Regions from separate parts of the Homo sapiens genome. Here regions 1 and 2 are each linked to region 3. A link is an interaction called in ENCODE POLR2A ChIA-PET data of the cell type or tissue named here. Cell type or tissue: Caco-2. All regions are shown on one strand. Links, peaks and the distances in the headings refer to the core of each region. The heading gives the core; the rest is flanking DNA.

What was found. ChIA-PET counts read pairs that join two places held together with the same protein. Peaks named below come from ENCODE experiments on the same cell type or tissue, not always from the same donor. Only the 100,000 strongest peaks of a DNase experiment are listed, where the experiment ranks them.
Region 1: POLR2A ChIA-PET joins it to region 3 with 5 read pairs; 2 of 35 experiments call an interaction of 5 or more read pairs at or near these places.
Region 2: POLR2A ChIA-PET joins it to region 3 with 6 read pairs; 3 of 35 experiments call an interaction of 5 or more read pairs at or near these places.

The regions. Positions count from the first base shown.
Region 1 is chr17:57,536,106-57,542,270 of GRCh38, reverse strand. The region is part of intron 7 of MSI2 (musashi RNA binding protein 2); the gene reads right to left. Among named protein-coding and RNA genes, the nearest start is that of MSI2-AS1, 69 kb to the left of the region's middle. In Caco-2, for the core only: no CTCF peak of the experiment used is centred there; no DNase peak of the experiment used is centred there.
Region 2 is chr17:57,495,823-57,501,987 of GRCh38, reverse strand. The region is part of intron 6 of MSI2 (musashi RNA binding protein 2); the gene reads right to left. Among named protein-coding and RNA genes, the nearest start is that of MSI2-AS1, 110 kb to the left of the region's middle. RefSeq lists an enhancer at 5,453-5,954. In Caco-2, for the core only: no CTCF peak of the experiment used is centred there; no DNase peak of the experiment used is centred there.
Region 3 is chr17:57,411,011-57,417,175 of GRCh38, reverse strand. All of the region lies in intron 6 of MSI2 (musashi RNA binding protein 2), which reads right to left. Among named protein-coding and RNA genes, the nearest start is that of MSI2, 160 kb to the right of the region's middle. RefSeq lists an enhancer at 5,963-6,165. In Caco-2, for the core only: no CTCF peak of the experiment used is centred there; a DNase peak (open chromatin) is centred at 2,905.

The DNA.
Region 1 (6,165 bases), core at 606-5,605, 130 kb before region 3:
TGCTTTATTGTGCAACAGTGTTGAAACACATTTATGACCTTCCACTAAGAAGACATTTCCGACGGACTCCTTGGGTCACCACCATTCTCACTCAATGAACACCCAGCAGCGGGGTGGCAAGTGGGAGGGAGCCCAGGGCTGGTGAGAGACACACAAAACACGGCCCACTGTTGCTCCTGTGTCTATTCTGGGTCCCGAATAGATGATGTCACCTCCAGCGGCAGTGGAAAGCAGAGTCATGAATCATCCATGAACCAGCCCAGCCCTCCGAGATAATAAATCGGATGTCAGCATTGCGTACGCACATTGCAGATCTGGTGCAGAGGCGCCAGCTTTGCCTAGGGTGCTAGAACGCAGGCACCAACGCTGGACACATTCAGGGGGAAGAAGGCACTTTCAGTTATTTCCTGATACCAAGATGGGTGGCAAGTTGAGGGAGAAATTTCAAATGCGTAAGGAGTGCTCAAAGGTGTACAACTTTGATCACTTTAAAATCATGGCAGTGATTTTTATACACTACTTGGTTTGCCAACCAAACCAGGGGATTAAGAGAAGCACATCCACATGAGTGCTATAATGATCAATTACTGCTGTGCCCACCGGTGTCCTTACAACTGAAGACCTGTAGGTGTTGCCATTTTGACCCCCAACTGCATTAATTTAGCTTAAAAATTCACTCCAGGATTGAATTGGCAAATGTTCCTGCCTGAAAGAGCTTCTGGGACAACATAAAGAAATAAAGAAGTCTGTTTGGCAGCTTTTGAAGTTCAGTGTTGTCTTGCTGTTTTCTTATTTTTTTTCAGGATAGAAAGGAGGCAGGTATATAGGGATGCCAGGGTGCATGTTGTCATACACATGAGCTCTCCTGAATTCCTTCCTTTTCTTCCTTTCGTTCTTTTTCTGGATTATTTCCCTGAATTGCCAAGTTGAATGAACCAGCTAGAAACGCCACTCTAATGAGTATGGTTTGTGTCGCTGGAGTTGGGAATTCTGACAACTCATAACTGTACTGGTTATTCCTTGGCTTATAAAGAAATGACTGAGCCCTGCAGGCCACTAAATTAAAATGTAAACTTCAGACTTCTTGAAGTGTCTCTCTCTCTCTCTCTCTCTCTCTCTACCAAAATGTATCTTTAACATCCTAAGGTCACTTTCAAGGTCTTTGGCAAATTAGACTTGGGCAAGGTGTGAACCAAGTCAGGCTTCGGGGGCTGTGTTCTCAGTTGCATGAAAGGTCTTTTCTCTAACTTCTCTTGCACATCATTTTGCTTAGGGGGGTTGTGACTAGCAAGGCACAGAGCGAGAAGGATAAGTCTGACCACCAGGACTGCAGGCCAGTAGTGAGCAAGGGGACATACTGGGCAGGAAACTCTGCTTTGCCCTATTATTTTCCTAGGGCTGCCATAACAAGCTACCACAAATGGGAGGGGGGAGCTTAAAACAACAGAAACTTATTCTGTCTCAGTTTTGAAAGCTAGAAATCTGAAATCCAGGTGTTGGCAAGGCCATGCCCTCTTGAAGGCTCAGGGGAAAATCTGTTTCAGGCTCTTCTCTTAGCTTCTGGTGTGGTCAGCAATCCTTGGCTTGCAGCCGCACTGCCCCTGTCCCTGCCTCTGAGGTCATGTGGCCATCTCCCTGTGTCTCTCTCTTCACATGTTCCTTCTTATAAGGACTATGGTGAGATCAGTTCACTCCACTAAGACCTCCTCTTAACCCGATTACACCTCCAAAGACCCTCTTTCTAAATAAGGTCACATTCTGAGGTATTTCAACTTATCTTTTTGGGGTTAGGACTTCTTTTGGGGGTATCTTTTAGGGGTCAGGACTTCAACTTATGCTTTTGGAGGACAAAATTCAGCCCACAACACCCTTCAAGGTGGAAAACTTGACAGCATCTGCCAGCAGCCATCTAGGGTGTTAACATTCTCTCCAATCAGCAAGCCTGAGCCTCCATTCCCGAAGTAATGACAGTCACAGTATTCTTAGTAGTAAAATAACAATAATTAATATGATAATGACAAAGTTAACATTTACAGATAGCCTTCCAAGCATCAGATGTTTCACACAGATAAACTATCTCACTTAAACTTCCCAAGTCCATGAGTTAATAACATTAACACCATTTAATAGATGAGAAAACTGAGGTTCAGAGAGATTTAGTAACTTGTCCAGGGTCACACAGCAATTGATTAGTGGTTGCTCTGGAAAGTGAGTCCTGCAGTGGGAATCTGGACCTAAGCTCTTATCCCTTTGCCACATGGCCCAGACACTTCACAAGCATCATTAACCGGGTGTTGCCTTGACTCCTAAGCCATAAACAATGGGAATGCAGAGGAAGATTCTGCATTTGCCACGCTGTGTAAGGTCCCCACGTGTTTACTAGTCATAACTTGGGGTAGAAAAATGCTTTTAACTTTTTTTAAACTTGAATTACGAAGCACTTTGAGCTCCTGGGATGGAGGACCTCCCTGTTCTGGCCCTCCTCCCCTCTGGTCTTGGATGAACTGGCGCAAACCAGGCTTCTTTTCAGACCAGGGCCAGTCTGGCTATTCTAATAATAGCACGTTGTCTGGGAAGAGCAGAAACTACTAAGAAAATCCTCATCTATCCATCAGATCATCTGTTTATGGAAACAAAAAGCAACCTCTGTCTCCAGGTTCAAGCAATTTTCCTGCCTCAGCCTCCTGAGTAGCTGGGATTACAGGCACGTGCCACCGTTCCTGGCTAATTTTTGTATTTTCAGTAGAGATGGGGTTTCACCCTGTTGGCTAGGCTGGTCTTGAACTCCTGACCTCAAGTGATCTGCCCACCTTGGCCTCCGAAAGTGCTGGGATTACAGCCGTGAGCCACTGTGCCCGGCTGGTAAATTTTCTTTCTTTCAAAAAGTCTCTTTCACGTTGTTCTATCACTGCATTGACAATTCAAATTGGAATAAATTTTAAAAGCTCACACTAAAGAAGTAAATGAATAGGTAATAAGTGCATAAGGTACAAAAATTCAAAAAGTATTGCAGCGAGCCAAGATTGCGCCACTGCACTCCAGCCTGGGCAACAGAGCCAGACTCCGTCTCAAAAAAAAAAAAAAAATTCAAAAAGTAAATGAGTATATAATAAAAAGATTCCCTCCGTCTCTGTATCTCAGGTTGCTTAATTCTCTTCCCCATAAAAAAGGAGCAAACACTTTTTTATGTATGTATGTTTTTAATGTATGTACATCTGCATATGATATGCACGTGTGCATAAAACATATTTGAGTGTTTAGTATGGGCAGAGACTGTTCCAAACCCTTTATACTCATTAAATGACGTAAGCTTCAGGCTAACCCAATGTCCTATTTTACAGATAAGGAATCTGAGTTGCAGAGAAGATAAGTAAGTTGCCCAAGGTCACACAGCTATTAAGTCCCAGAGCTTAGATTTGTCTCACTTCAGAGCATGTGATCTTAACCAATATGCAGTTCTAACTCCTTGTTACCGATTTTGCAGGCATCCTTTCAAAGATATTCCATGCACATGCAAGCATATGTGTGTGTGCAAAGCAGAGGAAAAAACAACCACGAAAGGGTTTTATTTTTCAAGACTAGGGTCCCCAAAACTCAAACACAGATTTTAGTTTGTTTGCCTAAAGAAGTTAAGCAGGTGGTTTCACTTAAGGAGGAAGGGGGAAGAAACCAGGCTGCCCCGCACTCTCCACTTGCGGGGAGTGGGGAGTGGGCACCTCGCAAGCGGAATCATTTAACTCTTACAGAGCGGGTGTGTTACCTTCACAAGGGAGTAAAACATCTTGTAACTTGCCTGAGATCACGCCCAAGGGAAAGCTGGGATCTGAAACCGAGTATGACCAACTCTAAAACTCAAGCTCTTTGCAGCATACCATGCTGATATACAGATACAGATGGGATAGCGTACACCCTCTGATCCACAAACTGAAAACAGAGGCTGAAGTCCAGAGGTGCATAATAACCGGGACCCCTCTAGGAACCTTAAGTCCCAACGGGGAGGCAGCCACCCAGGGCTTGCGGCGACCCCTGGCCCAGCCCTCTCCGGCCACTGGCAGTGCCGTGATGCTAAGAAAGGGGGTGCTTTTAATCAAGCTGCCATGCTAAAAGCTCCTTTCTCTTCAGATCTCCACACTCTGCCCTCACCGAGATCTTAAACCATGTTGTGAGAGTCAGAGCCTGGGCCTCTATGGGAACAGGACCAAACAAAAGATTCATTGTCCCTCTCTACAAAAAAACCACTTCTGGGTCAGTGAAGTTGCTGACCCTGAGCCCACTCCCTTTCTGCTTCCGTGGGCCACAGCAGGGGGAGGCAGGAAGACCTATTAGGTCACCACCCTTTTGGTGCCAGGGCTTTTATTCCAAAGGAAAGAAGTTTAAGATTTGTATTTTGGCTAAAAAAGTGCAGCTCATCCTGGGTACCAAACTCCCCCTGGCTTTGCAAGCTCCCTCTTGCCCCGGGCACCCTGTCCCCCAGCCCTGTTGCTAGGAAGTTGAGGGCTTTGTATTACTCCGTGTCTCCAAAGAAGAGCAGGTGAACAGAAACCAAGCTACTGTGTTGATTAATATCTCAAGAGACAGCGCCGGAATGGGCGCTTCCGGAATTGAGTTAACTCGGGGGAAAAAAATGAAAGCACACTCCTTGCTTTCCTGTCAGAAATAAAATTAAGGTCTTGGATCGATGTTGCCAGATTCTACAGGAATCCTTAATGGCCTCCTCTACATGTTTTCAAATTCACATTCCCCTTCAACCCTACCCTTTTAATTGGTTATTTGCGAGGTCATGTTTGCACCAATTTCTCAGGAAGGCTAATGGTGTTTATTTAACGAGAAAATAAAATGTGCAGACAGCTCCGGGGCTGGTCTCTGAAAGATGGCAAAGGGTGGGCTGACTCTTTATCCCACCCCCTCCTTTGCCCTCCATCGCTGCAAGGTTACAGGGCCTGGGGATACAGCCCTGCAAGGCAGTGAAGAGGCGGGTGTGCCCCTCACGGTGGGCACGCAGCATGCCCACCCCCTCACACAGTCCCAGCTTTAGAATGAGCCCACTGGAGGCACAGAACCTTGGGTTCTGAGAATCTGGCAGAGGGGCAATGGCTGTCCTCTTATTGCCACTGTTGGACTAGGCGATTCTTCCTTGTTCTAACTCAAGTGTGCCCAACATTGAGGCTACACAGAACTCTTTTCCAATGGAAACTCTTCAAGTACCCAAAGGCTGCAATGAATGACCACATCACAGCTCTCCACTCCCCTCAAGACCTCTTGGACTCAATCATATTGAGTTTCTACCCCATTCTCACCATTCTCTCCCAGATTCCTGTTGGTCAATGTCTTTCTTAAACAGTTGCCCACCGCCCCACCCTCTGCCACCCAACAATGGTCCACTCTGGAAAGAGAACTGGATTTTCACCTAACCCCATCTAGGACCCTGAACTTACCTAAGAGAACCCAGCTGGCATGTTACATCACACTACGGACTAAACTGAAAGCTCTGGGAGGCCAGGAACCCTGGCTGTTGGTGGTGGTCTATGACAGACTGTCCGCTTTCTTGTCAAGTGGTTTCTAATCCTGGTGCAGAATTAGGATCAATACCAATAGTGACCAACTGTTGGTTTACAGGCTTCCAATAAACCCCTTAACACATCTCAGACTTGGGAGAGGATTTGATGGATACTTAACACCATCAACAATTAGTGAAAAGATAAGAGCAGATTTGAGAGGTGGGGAAAATACTACCGGTAAAATGCCAGCAGGGAAGACAGGCAGCAAATCCTGCTCCAGACCCCAAACGAGGGCAGCGTGGGAGCCAATCTTTTGCAGGCTGCCCTCCTGTCACATCAGCAAAAGTGTCATCACCAGCTGTGATTCTACACATCCTTATCATACTTTCTACTCCCTCCAACAACCCTTCTTCTTGGACTGTGCCCTTTCTGGCCAGAGGGTCTGATCGTTTTTGTCAAATACACTTATTCCTCCATCCTACAAAGTCACATGTACAGCTTATACAGTCCCAACGTTCTTCCCTAGGTAAATAAAGTCAGAATGTTAGACTCTCATTAGGAAGGACATGCATACATTATGTCTGACATCCCACACCTACAAGTGAAGCAATGCTTTAAATTATTTTAAAATGTAACCTACACCTTTGTGAAACTTTTTTCTATGCCC
Region 2 (6,165 bases), core at 520-5,519, 85 kb before region 3:
CTATGCAACCTGGAGGTGAGCTCTGAGAGCTTGAACTTAGCAACTGTCTCTACTATAAGTTTCAAAAATTGAAATAGACCTGTAATAAATGGTTGTCCTGCAGAGCTACGCAGTGACTGAAGTTATCTTAAATACATCATCTGACACAGAAAATCTAAATCTTCCTGAAAAACCCAAGACATGTAATGACTGTGTCTATAAGAGCAGGCTGTGTTGAAGGGTCTATGAATAAAATCTCCAGGAGCAGGGGCTATTCTAGGTCCGTCTCGTTGCCAACGGCTGAACTTGGTTCACCCTGACAGTAGTGAGGGGAGATGAATCAGCACACATACTGTTCATTTGGTCACTTCAAAAAACTTCCCTGAGCACGCCAGAATCTCTTTTAGGCACTGAGAGAGACGACTTGGAAAAATCAAATCTAACAATATTCTGTGCGCAGAACCACAGGGATGGGGTGGGGGCAGCCTGGAGGCAGGACCACCCTTGAGGGATAAACTGCCTTCTTGAAAGCTAACAGGGCCTGGCCCAGGGCCGTGGGATGAAGAGTGAGACAGGTCCTTACTGATGAAGCCTCTTCCCCTCAATCTAAACTAGATGATAAAACAGGAGCTTCTGGCTGAGCGTGTGAGGCAGTAAACACACAAAAGCATTTGTTTTGACACGTCTGGCAGAGGGGCTCAACTCAACACAGCAAACACTCCTGCAGATGTCCGGAGTCAAGCCGTTCCTCCAGACTAAGGCCCTGCAGTGGTCAGCTTGGACCCTAGCAGGGCAGTTGAGGGCTCGGGCCCCAGGGCCACAGAGACTTGGCTTCACACCTTACACTCAGGAACCACACGGCGATCTTGGGTGAGCGACAGAACAAGTTACTCTCTGAACCCCAGTTAATAGAATGTTCTTTATGGGGAAATGAGGTGAAATGAGACGGTGTGACAGAGCATTTACACACATGGAAACACATAGGAAGTACAGGCTCTTGATGCTGCCATTATTATTAATCATATTGGTTCATTTTTTTTTTTTTCAAGACAGGGTCTCACTTTGTCACCCAGGCTGTACTGCAGTGGTACAATCATAACTCACTGCAGCCTTGACCTCCTGGACTCAAGTGATCCTCCCACCTCAGCCTCCCAAGTAGCTGGGACTACATGCACATGCCACCATGCCCCTGCTAATCCTTTTTTTTTTTTTTTTTTTGGTAGAGACAGGGTGGCCTCGAACTCCTGAGCTCAAGCAATTTGCCTGGCTCAGCCTCCCAAAACACTGAGATAACAGGTGTGAGCCACCACACCTGGCTAGTCTTCTAATTTAAAGGCCACAGCTGGACTTGTCCTTCATTGAGTGCCCTGACCTTCAGAAGAGACAGGACAGTGCTCTGGGTAAAGCCTGGTCAACACACACACCCTACAGACCCGGATGGCCCTTCCTCTCCTGACAGTGGTTGTAAAAAACTAGCTGCTCTACCAAGCGGGCAACTGTCCAACCTCCTCCTCCAGAGCTCGCTCCTCCTCTTGCTAGCCCACCCCACCTGGCTCTTCCCTCCCTGCACCCAAGAGTCTATATGAGAGAGAAAGAGAAAAAAAAAAAAAAGACGCAACTCATTTCATATGGTGGCGAAGAGAGATCTGAGGTATAGAGCCACCAAGTCCCACCTGCCCCCAAAGGTCACCTGGACAAGCTACTTGGTGCTGCCTTCTTTCCCCTTTTCTCACATCCCTCAGGATATGAGTTCTAATATCCACTTAAGATCTGAGTGACTGCAGGCAAACTACTTTACCTCTCTGGCTTTGAGTTTCCAGTTTGTAAAATGGTGATAATAAGACCTCCTACCCGTCCTGAGCGTGTCTGAGAGTGACCACATGTGGCAGACTGTATTCTCCTAAGATGGCCACAATATCTCCCCCGTGCCACATGCGATCTACGATAGGACCTCAATACGCCTCCAATCCCGAGGTGAGCTCTATGTCCCCTCCCCTTCATTCCAGTTGAGAGTTTGAGACTCACTTGTGTTGTTTGACCTTTGAGGTTAGGTTAAAAAAAAAAAAGTGAACACGCTTCTGCCTTGTCTGTGGAAACATTTGTGCTCCAGCCCTAAGCTTCTGTACAAGGAGTTTGACTGCCTGAGGCAGCCATGATATAAAGAAGCTCAAACCAGCTCATGCAGAGAGACCATGGGGAGAAGTCCTGAGATCCCTTGGACAGATGCTTCGTCAGCCCCTGTTGTGCCAGTGGCAGCCACTAGAACTACAACCTCATGTCTGACTGCAACCTCATGAGATGCTCCCAGCCTGAACCACTCAGTTGAGTCCCGCCCAAATTCCCGCTCCACAGAAACCACGAGAAATAATATAACGATTGCTGTTGTTTTAAGCCAACAAGTTTTTGGGTGATTTGTTATGCATCAATAGATAACCGGAACACCACATATATAAAAACATGCTGTAAACTGATGGGTAAATATTAAGAACTCCAAATGCTATAGAAACTTTTATGATTATTTCCTTTTCAAGTCTGCCCTTGATTTTGTCTTTAGAAAAACATGTGTGTTGTGGGTGGGGTGAGAAGAATGCATACAGAATTGCCCTTAGCTGCCCTTTTTTTTTTTTTTTTTTAAGACAGAATCTTACTCTGTTGCCCAGGCTGGAGTGCCGTGGCACAATCTCGGCTCACTGCAACCACCACCTCCAGGGTTCAAGCAATTCTCCTGCCTCAGCCTCCTGAGTTGCTGGGATTACAGGCATGCACCACCACACCTGGCTAATTTTTGTATTTTTAGTATAGAGGGGGTTGTGCCATGTTGGCCAGGCTAGTCTTGAACTCCTGACCTCAGGTGATCCATCCGCCTCAGCCTCCCAAAGTGCTGGGATTACAGGCATGAGCCACCGCGTCTGGCCTTGCCCTTAGCTTGAGGAAAAAAAGCCCAATTGTCACCAAATGGATGGTGTTAATATGCAAAATGACTTCTCAATTCACCTGGGGGCATATTTTAGAAATAAAAGTTCCACAATGAGAACACTTGGACACAGGAAGGGGGACATCACACACCGGGGCCTGTTGTGGGGTGGGGGGAGGGGGGAGGGACAGCATTAGGAGATATACCTAATGTAAATGACGAGTTAATGGGTGCAGCACACCAACATGGTGCACGTATACATATATAACAAATCTGCACATTGTGCACGTGTACCCTAGAACTTAAAGTATAATTTAAAAAAAGAAAAAAAAAGAAAGAAAGGTTCCATGAACTAATTAAAAAGTGAATTGCAACTAGGGGATTTCCCCCAACAAAGCCAACCTAATTCTACCCAACGATCCTCAAAACATGCTGTGTACTGCAGAGAAGCTGAGCTCCCCGCGCGGCACAGGAAGAAGCCACTTCAGCTGCCCATAGGGAAAGAAGAGATGTGTTCCAGGCATAAGAATGTGGACATGAGGCCTGGCCTTCCATCCCACATTTTGGTACTGGGGTCGGAGAGATGATCTCCACCAACCACAAAATGCATGTGCCTGGGGTAGCCAGGTACCTCACAGTTCAAAACAACAGCTTTCGTGTTCTCATCTCTGCAGTTCCTGGGAGCAAATTGAGATGGTAAGGCCGTCAGCGGCCTAGGTGCTCATCATCTTGACAGATACTTAGCTACTCATTTAAAAACAAGCAAGAGAACAAGCGTCAGCTGTATTTTTTAATTACTCCTGGATAGGACTGGGAACGCTTTGGCATAATTGGGGTATTGAGATTTTTTTCCCCTTTGAAGGCCTTGTTGCAGCAAGAAAAATACCATGTTTATTCTAATTAAAACCAACTCTTCTTTTAAATCATCGTAGCAATAGGAAGGCAAGTGGTGATAGATATTTACTTTTTAAGGGTAGCGGGGGTAACAGCTACTAGGACCAGATCTGCTGTGAATGTATGTCCTTCATGGAATTCTCTTACTTGCAGGATCAGTTCTCTCATTTATTAAATGGGAGATGTGAAGAAAATCCCACATGTTCCCTTTTTGGCTCTAATTTAATTTGAGGTCATGGCTCCCACTTTCTGTTACCCCAGCCCAGTAGGGTATAATGTACCAAGGACCAGCTCTCTTGGTATGAAGAATATCTGAGGACATGTGGTGTTCAAACTAATACCTAGGCATCTATGGGAACACCAGGGCTGACGCTGTCATCAGCTTGTCCGGACAGTGCAGCGGCCCCCAACTACCTGCGTGTGCATCAGTCACACCTGGTGACTTGTTACATGCACAGCCCAAGCTGCTTGCTCCTTCAGAAAGCATGTTTCAGTTGTCTTGGGGTGGCGCCCAGGAATCTTCATTTTGGATAAGGGGCCCAAAGACATCTCTGATGAGGTATTTAGAAGACCATACTTTAAAAAAAGTACAGGACTAGCTGAAAAACATGGCCTTCAGACATAGAGAGACGTAGCTGTCTTTTTGATTTTCCAGCCATGTAACCTTGACAAAGACCCGACATTCCTGAACCTCTCTGTTCCCAAACAAGCGCAGCTCCCCAGCACTGCTGGAGGGTGGGAGAAGACTACACCCAGCACCTTCCTGGTTCACTTCCTGCCACACACAGCTGCCTGCCAAAGTCCTGTTCCCTTTCCTCGCTTTATACGTGGGGTCACTCAGAGTAGCTTTTCAAAAAGCACCAGTGCAATGACCTCTCAGAAAACAAGTCTGGCAGAAAAAGTCACATTTAAAGGGGTCCAATAGGCTGGGTGCAGTGGCTCATGCCTGTAATCCCAGCACTTTGGGAGGCCAAGGCAGGTGGATCACCAGACGTCAGGGGTTCGAGACTAGCCTGGCCAACATGGTGAAACCCTGACTCTACTAAAAATACAAAAATTAGCTGGGCATGGTAGCAGGCACCTTTAATCCTAGCTACTTGGGAGGCGAGGCAGGAGAATCGCTTGAACTCGGGAGGCAGAGGTTGCAGTGAGCTGAGATTGCACCATCGCACTCCAGCCTGGGCAACGAGAGCGAAACTCCATCTCAAATAAAAAAATTAAAGGGTCCAATAGAAACACTTTGGCCATTTAAAATGGCCATACCTCTCTTGGTTAACAGTAAGGTGAGGAGGACAGCTGAATTTAGCCACCAACAAAACAAGTTGTAATTGTACACCTAGCAGGTGGATAATGAAAAATGATAATAAAAATAGTAAGAAGAGGATGATGGTCCCTATAAATCTAACAGCATTTCTAAAAGCCCTTGGGTGCCCTGCCCTGTTCAGGTGCTGAACTGTCTTGTTCCCACCCTTCACCCTCAGACTTGACTGGAGCCTGGGAGGAGAATGAATGCGCTGGAGCCAGGGATGGGGAAGGGCTGCCCGCAACACTCCCGCCTCCTGCGTGCTCTGTCCTCCCGGAGCACACGGGGATGTGGTTTACCTGAGTGCACCTATTTGCAGCCAGACACCTGGCTTTGACCAAATGTGACCAAATGGCTGACAGAGCACATTAGCTTGCCTCCTTCGCTTGTCAAAACAATTAGGCTCTGGAAGGTGGTGGCGGCCTCACCGGGCTGAGAAAATGCCATCAGTGTATGAGACCGTTCATCAGCCTCCTGGAAGGTTCGACAGGGCCAAGAGGGCAAAGGACCTAAGTGGGGAGAGGGGGATTGGGCTGGAGGTAGGACAGGGGAGTCATTAAAACATTAAGAAAACTGAAAGTACCACATAGCCACAGATGGCCAAAGGGATCCATTCCTGTGGCTCTGTAGGGCACACGGCTGGCGTGGCGCTAAGTGTAAGGGGTGGGAATCCTGGCATCCACCGGGTGATTGACAGGCTGGCCCTCCCGCACTTCTACTCTGCTCCAGTAACTACCCATATTATGCCGAAATGACACAAGCGACAATAATTAAGCCCCAGATCTCTGTGGATCATTCGCAGTGATAATTCCACCTTTGTAATTCAGCTTCAGATAAACCCCTTTTGTTCTGCCTTATAACACAGATTCTAGTATCATTCAAGTATATTAACTGTAGCCTATTACTGTCACAAAAAATGCTCCCTGAGCCATAGCAAAAGACTCCCTAGACAAAACTTTATGTCATGTTAATCCAAGCTTCAATAACTATGAGGATATATAACTGTATTCTAATTGTGCTCTGCGTTCCCACATACAAAAACAGAAGATATCAAAAATGACAGCAGCCGATCTCT
Region 3 (6,165 bases), core at 734-5,733:
AGGCACATGAAGACATGATCTGCCTTCAGCGGCCACCATAGGGAACAGCCGAGTCAGCTGAGGGAAAGGATGGGAGGCCTGGGAGAGGAGCTCCACAGCAGCAACCACCGTCCCCACCTCGCAGTGACACTGGCAGGCTCTCCATTTGCTATACCACACTGCGATTCTGCTTACCACCATCTCTGCTCCTTGACCACAAGCCCCACATGGGTGGGCACCCCACCTCACCCATCTCTGTGGCCCCATCATGGTGCTTAATACCTAGCTTGGGTTCCTGAATGCAAGGATGGTTGGACAAGCACAACCACCTTAGGACCTTTCAACAGCAGCTGATAAGAGACCTTCTTCCTCCCCCTCCAGTTGTTCCCATGATCACCAGCATTCTTAGAGCTCCTGAATGTACTGTCGTCCAGCCCCCCAACCCCAGGAACTCCCTTAACTAACCTGAAGGTCTCCCTGAGTGTAGGCTGTGAGGCAGATCAGCCACACTCAGGTGTCTAAGAGAAACCAGCATAAGCACCCCCAAAAAGGGCAACAACAAACTGAGACGCTCTTTGAGGGAGTGGTGCATTGTAAAATATGGGCGGACACACCCTTGTCAAGAAGGGATGTCACAGACAGTACGAGAAAAATCCCAGTCCACGAGAAGGCAGCAATTTCTATCAGAACAGGCCTTTTGAAATAACTTGCAAGTGAATTACAGCGGCTGCTTCCTATGGGAGGGAAAATTATTTCGGGCGGCTTCCAGCCCCATGTGCCTCCTTTAATTCAAGTCATATGCAAGAAATATTTATTGAGGGTGGAAGTCTCCCCATAGGTGTGTTTTAAGATCAGGCCACACTGGAGCACTCCAGTTAGCTTTTTAAAGCTGCCTTAAAAGAACATTTTTAATGCACCATCTCCTTTGCTTTGAACTGATTTCTCATTGCAAACAAACAACCCCCTACAAATATCTGCTTTCCTCTGCTTCTCCTCTGGTCTCGGCTGCCAGGCAAGCACTGAGTGCTTGGGGACACCACCATTAAGATGGTGGTTTTCAATAGAAACTTGGCATTTATCATAGTGAGAGTATTATCTTCTCAACAGAAGCTGACAATTTGTCCTATTCCTCCCTTGAGAGAATCCAGTGAGATCACATTTGCTTCCCCTGCATGCTGTTTCTCCTACTACAACATTTCTTTGCCTGGAAAGAAAATATTGTGACTCCTTGCCATATTCACTTCATTAGCATAAGAGGAAAAAAAGCCAAATCCTCCACTTAGCCTCCCCCAACACTAACTCCAGCTGGGTTAAATCTAGGAGGATCTCAGAATGAGGACTTCCATGGTTCCGGATTTGTCAGAGGGATAGCTGTGGAGGGGTGGGGGCAGAGGCTGGGAGCAACTAAGAAACTGGTCCAAAAACCGTCCATTTGGCACACAGAGAGGGCTTTGTGCAGATTAAGGGAGGGAGTTTATCAGAGGGAGTGAACCTGGTGAAAGTCAGCAATTTGGGGGTTCAGAAACACGGGATGTTGGGGGGAATGGGGAGCAGAAAGGGAATGCAGGCAGGGGAGACTATCATTAAATACCCATGTGCCAGACCCTGGGCAAATGTGTATCTTTTCATTCTTACAACCCCATTGTAAATGAAATTGTATGCCCACTTAACGGATGAGAAACCAGGCTCAGGAGACAGTTGAATCAATAGCCCAGGGTCACAATGCTAACAGCAAATGATCTGGATTCAAACTCAGGTCTGCCCAATTCCAAAGTTGAGAATTGTTCAACTTCACCCCACATAATCCCCCCACAACCCCACATAATTCCCGACAGTCTGGCAGTAAATGCCAATGGCAAATTCGGTTCATTCGAGAGGCAAAAATGTACCCACAAACACATTCTCCATGTCCACAGCCAGATTTCTCAACATCAGGGAGGATTGTGCTGTGGCTTAATGTTGTTGGACCCATTTTCATTCCCCACCCTGGCTGATCACAAGACGGCAAGTCTGGGAGAGAAACTGCCCGATGCCCATCCAAGTACCCCCATCCCTGGTGCCCAGAGGATCCATAACATCTATGAGCCTAGATGAGTCAACGCTCTCACCGTCTCACCAGCTTTTCAAAGTCACTGACCTACCCTGGTACCTCCCAAGCAGCAAGTCTACTGCTTTTCTTAGACCAAAGACAGAAAGAAGAGAAGGAGAGAAGATGAAACAGAGTTGCATATCCCAATTTTTACCCTCCTGACATCCTTCCCTTCTCTGTGTCTACCCTCTATGCCGAAACCTGCCTGAGAATCTACCGACTCTGAAAAGGGCATTACTGACCAGCTCACCCTGCCCAGATATTCCCTTAGTTCTATTAAGCTTTTGCTGCGGGTTGGAAATAGCTAAGGGATCCTAGGATGCAGGGAAATAATGGGTTTCACATAAGGAAATGCTCCAGATAATGGAATATACTCTCTTAATGCCCCATTTTAAAAAGAAAAATCCTGGCTGGGCAGGGTGGCTCATGCCTGTAATCCCAGCATTTTGGGAGGCCAACACGGGCAGATGCTCACCTCCTTTTAAGGCCAGGAGTTTGAGACCAGCCTGGCCAACATGGCGAAACATCATCTCTACAAAAAATACAAAAAATTAGCCAAGCGTGGTGACAGGCGCCTATAATCCCAGCTACTTGGGAGGCTGAGGCAGGAGAGTTGCTTGAACCCAGGAGGCAGAGGCTGCAGTGAGCCAAGATTGCACCACTGCACTCCAGCTTGGGCAACAAGAGTGAAACTCTGTCTCAAAAAAAAAAAAAATCCTAATTTTACCCTTTGAAACTCCTTCTCCAATGACTGGAACTTCCCTGCCCTCCGATACAGAGGATCCATTCATTCCACCACTGTTTACTGAGCACCAACTACTGCCCAGGCCATAGGCCAGTCCTGGTGCTACAGGGTGAGTAAACAGACCCAGCCCCACTTGGTGGAATTTACAGTCAGGTCAAGGCAAAGAGACTACACATATCTGACTTCTTGATAAGCCAAGATTCCCTCTTCCGTATTCCCATTATGGATTCTCTCAGCTCCTGGTTTCTTTCCTTGATGACACAATCTGTAATTATTTTTATTATTTCCTTGCTTGCTTTTGGCTGGTCCTCCGCCACCCACACCCCATGCTTGTTAAGCTCCAAGTAAGCAAGGATCTTGTCTGTTCCACTCACCAAGGTGCTCCTGGCTCCTAGCTCGGTACCTGGCATTCAAGGTAATCAAGGTCTGCTGAATGAATCAATGAACAAATGAATGATGCGTGAGGCTGTAGATGCAATGCCTTGTGGGCCTAATGAGGAAGGATGACTGTTTCCCTGCACTAAACAGTCCTACATTGCGGAGCTTTTCAAGATCGAAGCCTCTTTGTTTTTATAGGTTTTCTCCCTCTCGCTTTACACTGAGTTTATTAACATCTTTCCACCCCTTAATATTTGCTATAAATTTAAAAGAAGCCAGAAAACCAAGCTTATTAGAATCATATGTAAAGGAAAAGGAAAGAAAAACTTAAATGAGGATCTGAAAAGCTCTCCCAGGAGGCAAAATAAATGCAATAAACAGATTAGTGGATCAATATATATAAAGATATTTTAACAAACATCAGCCAAATGATACTGGGACAATTTCCAGGCAGTATCCGTTACCAAAAAAAGTTTAATTATTCGAGAAAGAAATGTAAAGAGTGTTCATCAGAAGGATCCACCCAGAAGAACTCTCTTTGGGCCTACATCGGTTCAACTCTTTCATCAAAGCCAGGGCAACCGGCAAGTCAGTTCCACAAACTGGAAGCAGCGGGGTAGCCGGATGGAACTCGAGGTACATCCCACCAAAATTGCATAAAACTGAATCGTCGTCTTTATGCTCAGAAGATGCAGGAAGGGCTTTTTAGTTTGCATCATTGCCAGGGTGGGTAGAAGAATTGAGTGGTAAGCTCCCCCACAGGATAGATGGAAAAGATGAATGAGAGAACGAGACAGACAGAGAGAGAGAGAGTGTGTGTGTGTGTGTATATAAAGGCTGTTGCACTAGCAAGCCTACTGCTAGACAGGACTAAAGTGGAAACTCCAGAGTCTCAGAGGACCTGAGTCTCCAACGTTGAAAATAACACCACCAGCTCATGTTTCTAACATTTGTTAAGTGCTCACTCTGTTTCTTAGCAGGATGCTAACAACTATGTGTGCATTAGCTCATTTAATCCTCATGACAACCCTATGGGTTAAAGACCATCATTATCCCCATTTTACAGATAAAGAAAGTGAGGTGGGAAGAAGTTAAATGACCTGCCCAAGGTTACCAAGCTAGTAAACAGATGAGCTGGGTCTAATACCAGACAGACTGAGTGTAAACAACCTATGCTCTTATTAGCAGGCAATATGCTCAGCCAAGGGGGTATGAAAACTATACAGTCTGAGGGCCAAAACCAGCAGCCTCCTGACTTTTGTAAATAAAGTTTTATTGGAATATAGCCACAACCATTCATTTTCATATTGTCTTTGGCTGTCATCGTGATAGCATGGCAGAACTGAATGGTTCTAGGAGACCATCTGGGCCACAAAACTAAAAATAGTTATTATCTGGCCTTTTGCAGAAAAAGTTTGCCAGCCCCTATACTAAGGAGTAAACAATAGAGATTCTCAACTTTTCTACCTATGTACTCCTCCTAAAGGCAAAGTACGTTAAGGGACAGCCCAGAATGACCAGGAACTGATGCAGCCAGAAGCGATCCTGAAGTGTCTGCAAGTATCACAGTGTTTCAAAAAAGAATTATGCAAATATTGCATTCTGTGCCATAATATTTGTTCTAATATAAAATATTTTAGACAAACTGGCCAGGTGCGGTAGCTCACACCTGTAATCCCAGCACTTTGGGAGGCTGAGGTAGGCAGATCACTTGAGGTCTGGAGTCCGAGACCAGCCTGGCTAACATGGCGAAACCCTGTCTCTACTAAAAATACAAAAATTATTCAGGCGTGGTGGCACACGCCTGTAAACCCAGCTACTTAGGAAGCTGAGGCAGGAGAATTGCTTGAACTTGGGAGGCAGAGGTTGCAGTGAGCTGAGGTCGCGCCACTATACTCTAGCCTGGGTGACAGAGAGGAAGGTCAGAGTGACTTTCCTCAAAGAGGTACCATAGTAATTCTTCCCCCGGCCCCGCCCCCAGACGGAGTCTTGGTTTGTCGCCCAGGCTGGAGTGCAATGGTGTGATCTTGGCTCACTGCAACCTCTGCCTCCCAGGTTCAAGCAATTCTCCTGCCTCAGCCTTCTGAGTAGCTGGGATTACAAGCGCCCGCCACCACACCCTGCTAATTTTTGTATTTTTAGTAGAGACAGGGTTTCACCATGTTGGCCAGGCTGGTCTCAAACTCCTAACCTCATGATCCACCCGCCTCAGCCTCCCAAAGTGCTGGGATTACAGGTGTGAACCACTGCGCCTGGCCATACCATAGTAACTCTATGGCACTACAAACAACTGGTCAGGGCCACCCCAAAGAAGATCACCTCAGGATAAACAGCTTAAGTTTAACAACAAACCCAGAGTCCTCACCCAGGAAGTCTAGATTTGAACCTTGGGCCCCACTGCTGTTGGGCTAAGGGGTCTTACATAGTCATTTATGCTCTCCTAGTCTTCCTTACCTAATTTTAAAATAGGGATAATTATCCTACCTCACAGGGCTGTTGGGACAATTACAAGGTAAAAGATACATGAACGGTTCGGGCAAACAGGAATCCCTAAATCTGAACACAAATACCAACTTAGTTGAATGGAAAGCAGTGACATCAATACGTCCTCCCTTTTTGCTAAGAAAACAAGTCTGTTGATAAAAGAAATGGGTTGCTCTTATTAAAGAATAAAAATCGGCTGAGTGTGGTGGCTCACGCCTGTAATCCCAACACTTTGGGAGGCTGAGGCAGGCAGATCACTTGAGTCCAGGAGTTTGAGACCAGCCTCGGCAACACGGTGAAACCCTGTCTCTACTAAAAATACAAAAAAATTAGCCAGGCATGGTGGTGCATGCCTGTAGTCCTAGCTACTTGGGAGGCTGAGGTTGGGGAATCACCTGAGCCCCAGAGACTGAGGCTGCAGTGAGCTGAAATCGTGCTGCTGCACTCCAGCCTGGGAAACCATAGTGAGACCCTGTCTCTAAATAAATAA